Linked DNA regions of Homo sapiens: region 2 is linked to region 1. A link is a contact called in ENCODE Hi-C or POLR2A ChIA-PET data. All regions are on one chromosome and are shown on one strand. Each heading gives the region's core, a stretch centred on a gene start or an enhancer-like site at or near the end of the contact. The rest is flanking DNA. Distances are from core to core; before and after follow the strand shown. Region 1 overlaps STX3 (syntaxin 3). Region 2 has its middle 9.2 kb from the start of MS4A4E.

The links. Hi-C counts contacts between places; a loop is a spot of excess contacts on that map. ChIA-PET counts read pairs that join two places held with the same protein, here RNA polymerase II (POLR2A). Pooled maps may share reads with other maps.
Region 2: a pooled map shows a loop between it and region 1 (4-fold over the local background). The contact joins two enhancer-like sites. A Hi-C loop is called at or near these places in 1 of 168 maps with a recorded cell type or tissue (adrenal gland), 1 of 37 single-sample maps with no recorded cell type and 4 of 50 pooled maps. POLR2A ChIA-PET finds 5 or more read pairs at or near these places in 2 of 52 experiments (WTC11 and activated CD4-positive, alpha-beta T cell).

The regions. Positions count from the first base shown.
Region 1 is chr11:59,800,986-59,803,827 of GRCh38, reverse strand. It overlaps STX3 (syntaxin 3), which reads right to left. Exons shown (of 11, transcript NM_004177.5): 11 at 1-2,842. Among named protein-coding and RNA genes, the nearest start is that of MRPL16, 8.4 kb to the left of the region's middle. RefSeq lists an enhancer at 970-1,019. Within about 2 kb of position 1,343, at least 9 of the 41 ENCODE cell types and tissues checked have a DNase peak (open chromatin) inside an H3K27ac peak, as active enhancers do.
Region 2 is chr11:60,250,968-60,253,667 of GRCh38, reverse strand. No RefSeq gene overlaps it. Among named protein-coding and RNA genes, the nearest start is that of MS4A4E, 9.2 kb to the right of the region's middle. Within about 2 kb of position 1,332, at least 2 of the 41 ENCODE cell types and tissues checked have a DNase peak (open chromatin) inside an H3K27ac peak, as active enhancers do.

The DNA.
Region 1 (2,842 bases), core at 94-2,593:
ACAGAAAAATGGAGGAAAAAAATCATAGATTATATAGCATGGTGTTCGTGGCTGGGATCACCAAATCCCTCTTACCCGGGGTAAAGGACTACATACAAGGCTGTGTTAACTTTCATTAACCTTGAAAGGGAAGAAATTTAATTTGAATTTACTGTGTGGCCGGCCCTCTTCCAAAAAGTTCAAGATGCACCTAATGCAAGAACTAATTCTTGTTCTTTTTGTCACTTCCAGATACCAAGGCTCAAACTGTTTAGCAGGAATCACTATCCTTCACCTGTACAAAGCATTCTGCCACACCAGGTTATAGGACAGATTGCCACCTTCTGTCTCCCCCCTCCTCCCACAGACTACCTACTAACAGTTCATTCTTCACTCACTTTTCTGTCTCTGAAACATCCCTTTCTTTAGTTTTCTCTAACCATTATTAGCACCTAATCCCACCCAGATTAAGGCACCTAGAGTGCCCCCAAGACACAAAGGTTTCAAGTCAGTGAAAGAAGGTCTGACCCTCCCCACAGATGGCTCACCTTTTTCAGGCAAATATGCTCCCAATGGTGGAAGCTAAGATGATCGCAAGGATAATACAGCAGATCATGATCATGATCTTCTTCTGCTCATCCAGACAAGGAAAGAAAGAATACATGAGAAACATCATCGCAAAAAGTATTCTGCAGGGAGATAAGTGCATGTGGACATGGAAGAGGGTGTGAAGGAAGAGAGCAACAGAAGGAAAAAGGAGATGGATCTGGCTTCTAGGACCCAGAATGCCAACAGAAATGTTATTTTTGGTGAGACATTCAAGTTAGATTAAAAGGATGTTTGGTATGGTCATTCCACCTTCTAGATAACATCGTGACAGATCTCCCCCATTTCCTCCTAAAGCCAGATACTCCCAAGGACTGAACCAAATTCTTTTGGGGGGAACACCTCAAATCTGAAACACAAACATAGTTACACTGCATTCTGTGGGAGTTAAACCATGTTCAAAAATTGCACTTTTGAACCATCTGATCCAGCACATGGCTTAAAAAGGTGTGAACTGCATTCTAAAACCTGAATAAAAATCACCACATGGTGGCACCAGATCATTGTGTTTCTGCATCGAGACAGAGCCAGAACCGTTTCACAATCAATACAAAGTCATTTTTATTTTTAAATTAGCAATAAAATAATCAAGTTTACATCTAAAAAATACAAACAACAACAAAAACCTTCACATGTTGTATTCCAAACTGTAAGCCCCAGGCCTCAATGTCAGAGGAGAGCAAAGGCCTTTAGTTATTTTGTCTCTTGTTGCTGGAGCCCATCCACTGTCTGACATCATAGCCATGGGCAAGAGGATATTGCCTTGGCTCTGTCTGAGTGCTGGATTGTGACCGGCCATAAGTAGCCTTTGCAAAGGAAGCTAATGGACAGTGCCTGAATTAAGGGTGCTTACCCTATCCTAGAAAGCGTTAAAGTCAAAGCGGAAAATATACATGGTACCCAAAATCAAGGAGACTGCCAGAGACCAGCAGGGGATCTAAGGGATTTACCACTGGGTTAGCACAGACACTACACTTGAAGATTTCCTAGCGGCTGCTGCTGCTGTTTCCATGATAAGAATTCAGTGAGACAAAGAACCTGCCAAGCTCATTAACCGAGTAGCAGGAAGAGCTACTGTGTAGCCTCTGGTGTTCCCCAACTGACTCAGCCCTGCAGATGGGACATCCTGTAGGTCATGTGAATATCAAGTTACTGAGGGATGTTCTCAGGACAAGCCTAGCATAGGCACCAGGTGGGAAAGGGTGTCAAAAAATTATACCTTCTGTCTGCTAAGCAGAAAAACTTAATTGGGATCAATTTAGCTCACTCCAGAGTTCTCATTTTATTCTCCCAGTATTCATCCAGAAAACAAGTTTCTTGATGATATGGGAAGATCACATTTCCACAGTGATTCATTTGCAGGTAAGCAAATGTCCTTTACCCAATTTTTATCCTAGCTCAAAGTTGGCTTTTTTTTTTTGAGGTCATAATAGCTTCCATTTTTATTTCCTACTTCCTGAGACACACACACTTATGTGTACATACATTTCATACACAATTAGAATACATCTGGAACACATGAGTGAATACACCAGTGTCATGAAATATTTCCAGAGCTTAGGATTCTAGCACCTTGTCCCTTGCCCAATTTAAAATCCCTGATTATTTTTGGCCCCAAGACAATAGTCTCACAAAGCATCACTTTCTAACAATGAGCAGCCAGTTTCTAAGACTCAGACATGGAAACATATTCCATACCGTCAGCCTTTTGCAAAGCATAACCTCAGATGACTGTATCATCCTGGTCCCTCCTTGAGTAAATATGAGAGACTACAACACAGAGAAAAATCAAAGTTGCCCCCCAAGCTGAACAACTAAGAGCTTAATTTAAGGCTGAATTTCAAACAAGTCAGCTCTTTAGACCAAAATGACATCTGCCAGTCCCTCATGTTTTCAGGACATACGGACAACAAACAGGATTGGCATCCTGCCAGGTAGAAGACTCAGATCCAAGCCTTCTTGTTGCCAAACTTAGAAGAATCATTCTGCTTTGTTAAAGATACTCCCCTAAAAAAATACATTGCAGTTTCTGGGAGAATACTCCATGAGGTAGAAAAATACAGCACCTTGGGAGAGTCTCACAAGAGCTTTCCCAAGTGCAAGGCATAATCTGACACACAACAGGGAGGAAGAAAGCTGGGTGGGTCCACACAGTCCAGGAGAAAAGGTACTTGAGAGCTGGTGGGGCAGGAGGAGGCTCTGGGGAGAACTCAGGGTCGCATCAGGTAGATCACATTCCCCCAGGGCTAGATTGTTA
Region 2 (2,700 bases), core at 83-2,582, 450 kb before region 1:
CCCAAACAAATGAAGAAACACAGAGGGGCTGAGCCACACAAACCCAAGCCCTCCTTCCAAACACAGAGGGGCTGAACCACACAAGCCCAAGCCCTCCTTCCAAACTCTGCAACTTTGTGCAGCATTCCTCTTTCCCTGAAGAGAATCAGGTTAAGGAGAGGAAATAAACAGGTGTGTTTCTCTATAGGAAGTTCTGCTGGAAGGAAATGTGAGGCTAGAGACAGAGGAAGTTCCCTCCTAACTGTGAATACCTCTGGGGAAGGAGGCAGGGGGAGGAGGAGACAGGGAGAGCTTTGGGGCTACCTGCAGCATTTTATTTCTGTAAGGAGGAAAACGATGTATCTAAATACAGAAAATGATCATGTCACCTGAATCTCGGGGAAGATATGTAGATATCTGTTTTATCATTTTCTACTCTTTTATCTATGTTTATAAAGTTTCACGATTAGCATATAAACATTACAAGTTATTCTGAAACATTTATCATCTCACCTTTTTATAAAGCTGATCCTTTCTGAAGGAATACCAAAAAAAGAAAAAGAGGAAAATATAAGTGTCCTAGGAACCTCAAAGTTGTTTTATTTTTACTTAATGTACCATTTTTATACAGCTCAGCAATTTATAAAAGTCCCTGAGTGCCAAATATATATATAAATATTTTCCCCTTGTTTGACCTTCTGTCTTCCTCTTTTCTTTGTGTTTCACTGTAGCCCCTCAAACAATGAGTACTCTTTTCAGGACAAAATGTCATGCACAAGTCATAAAGTACAGAGGAACTACACCCTCCAGAACAGTGGTATGGGCAACTTTCTGCCTAATAGATACTTTATATTAACCAAGCAGTAGATTTCCTCTCAAACAAATGAAAAGCAACTGAAGAGAAACCTCATAAAAACACAGCACATTTTTGTTTCCCAACAGTTATAAACAACCCAGTTTTCCTTTCCCTTCTCACCCCATGTTCAGACACTATGAGTATTTCCCAAACTTTGGAAACAAAGACCTAAGTTTCAGTTTCCTGCAATGACATGTTGGTGACATTCTACTGCAGTCTTCAGGGCAACTGCTGATGGCAGAGTTGCAGCTGGCTTGGAAAATTTATTTTTATTTATAAGGGCAGAAGCAAAGGAAGCCCCCAGGTTCACTCACTGAAAATAACTATTGCCCATCTGCATTTGTTTTTGCTGCAGCCCCAAGAGCCACAGTAGAGAGGCTGCTGGCATGGGCAAGCCTGGTCTTGGAGCTTAGGGCCACTGACCTCGGCACTAACATGAGTCCCTTTCACAACAGATTGCCACTGCCCTTACGGATCTGAAACTCAGGGTCAGCATAGGCTCAGAGAGGTCACTGGCATCTAATCCAGCAGACCAGACAGATGTATGAGCACTTTCCCTCCAGAAACCTATTTACTTCTTCAAACACACAAACATTATATTGAGCAACTTTTATAACTTTTTGGTATCTCCTTCTCTGTTTGCAGAATGGAGATAGTTAAACATAATAATACTCCATGATCACAGGATGAGAAAATATATACATCCAGCACTTAGAACAAAGCCCGACACAGTGTAATGTAATTTCATCAGGACTTCTGAGCTTCCTTTTCTTCCTCTTACATCTCTTCCTGTCTCACTTTCTTAAATGATACAGCTTCTCTACACTTCCATATACTGGCACCCTCTTTATTTCCTCCCTCCAGCACTTGCACACAGAGACACCTAAAATCCTCAAGACCACTCCAGTGATTTTCGGGTACCACTCTTGCTAGACAACAGAAAAAAGTAATATGGAAGGAAATTTTGCATCTCAACTCTTTATAGCTTAGATAATGCTAAATGGTCCATATGCTTTCTGATAGTTGAGGGCACATGCATTTATACAATAACATGCACACACAAAGTACCGTCCCATGTGAGTGTTTAGGGGGAACGCTAGGCAAATCTGAGGCTCCAACCACTTTTTGTGTACTTTTCACAATTTCCCAGCAGATGGCAGCAAAGTGTCCTGAGGACGGTTGGGTTTTTCTATGTAATTGAGCTCTGGAGGCAGTGTAAAGCTGGAGGCTAAATTGTCCCTCTAGATACACAACAGGACATAGGCAGGAGTAGCTTTCTGTTCAGTTTCCTCTGAGGCCCGAAGAGAACAGATGACACAGAGTCATGCCAAGGGCAGCCTCTGAAGCAGGTAATTATTCAGATAGAATTGAAATCAACTTTTTTTTTTTATGAGAGGAGTATTCTGTTATCAATATTGTGTAGAATTTCTTACAAGTAGGTGATAAAAAGCAGATGGCAGTTTGTTATTGTTGTAAAAAAAAGCCCAGGACCAGACGGATTCACAGCCAAATTCTACTAGAGGTACAAAGAGGAGCTGATACCATTCTTTCTGAAACTATTCCAAGCAAAAGAAAAAGAAGGACTCCTCTCTAACTCATTTTATGAGGCCAGCATCATCCTGATACCAAAATCTGGCAGAGACACACACACACACAAAGAAAATTTCAGGCCAATATTCCTGATGAACATCGATGCAAATATCCTCAATAAAATACTGGCAAACTGAATCCAGTAGTGAATCAAAAAGCTTATCTACCACGATCAAGGCGGCTTCATCCCTGGGATGTAAGGCTAGTTCGACATACGCAATTCAATAAATGTAATTCATCACGTAAACAGAACCAATGACAAAAACCACAGGAAT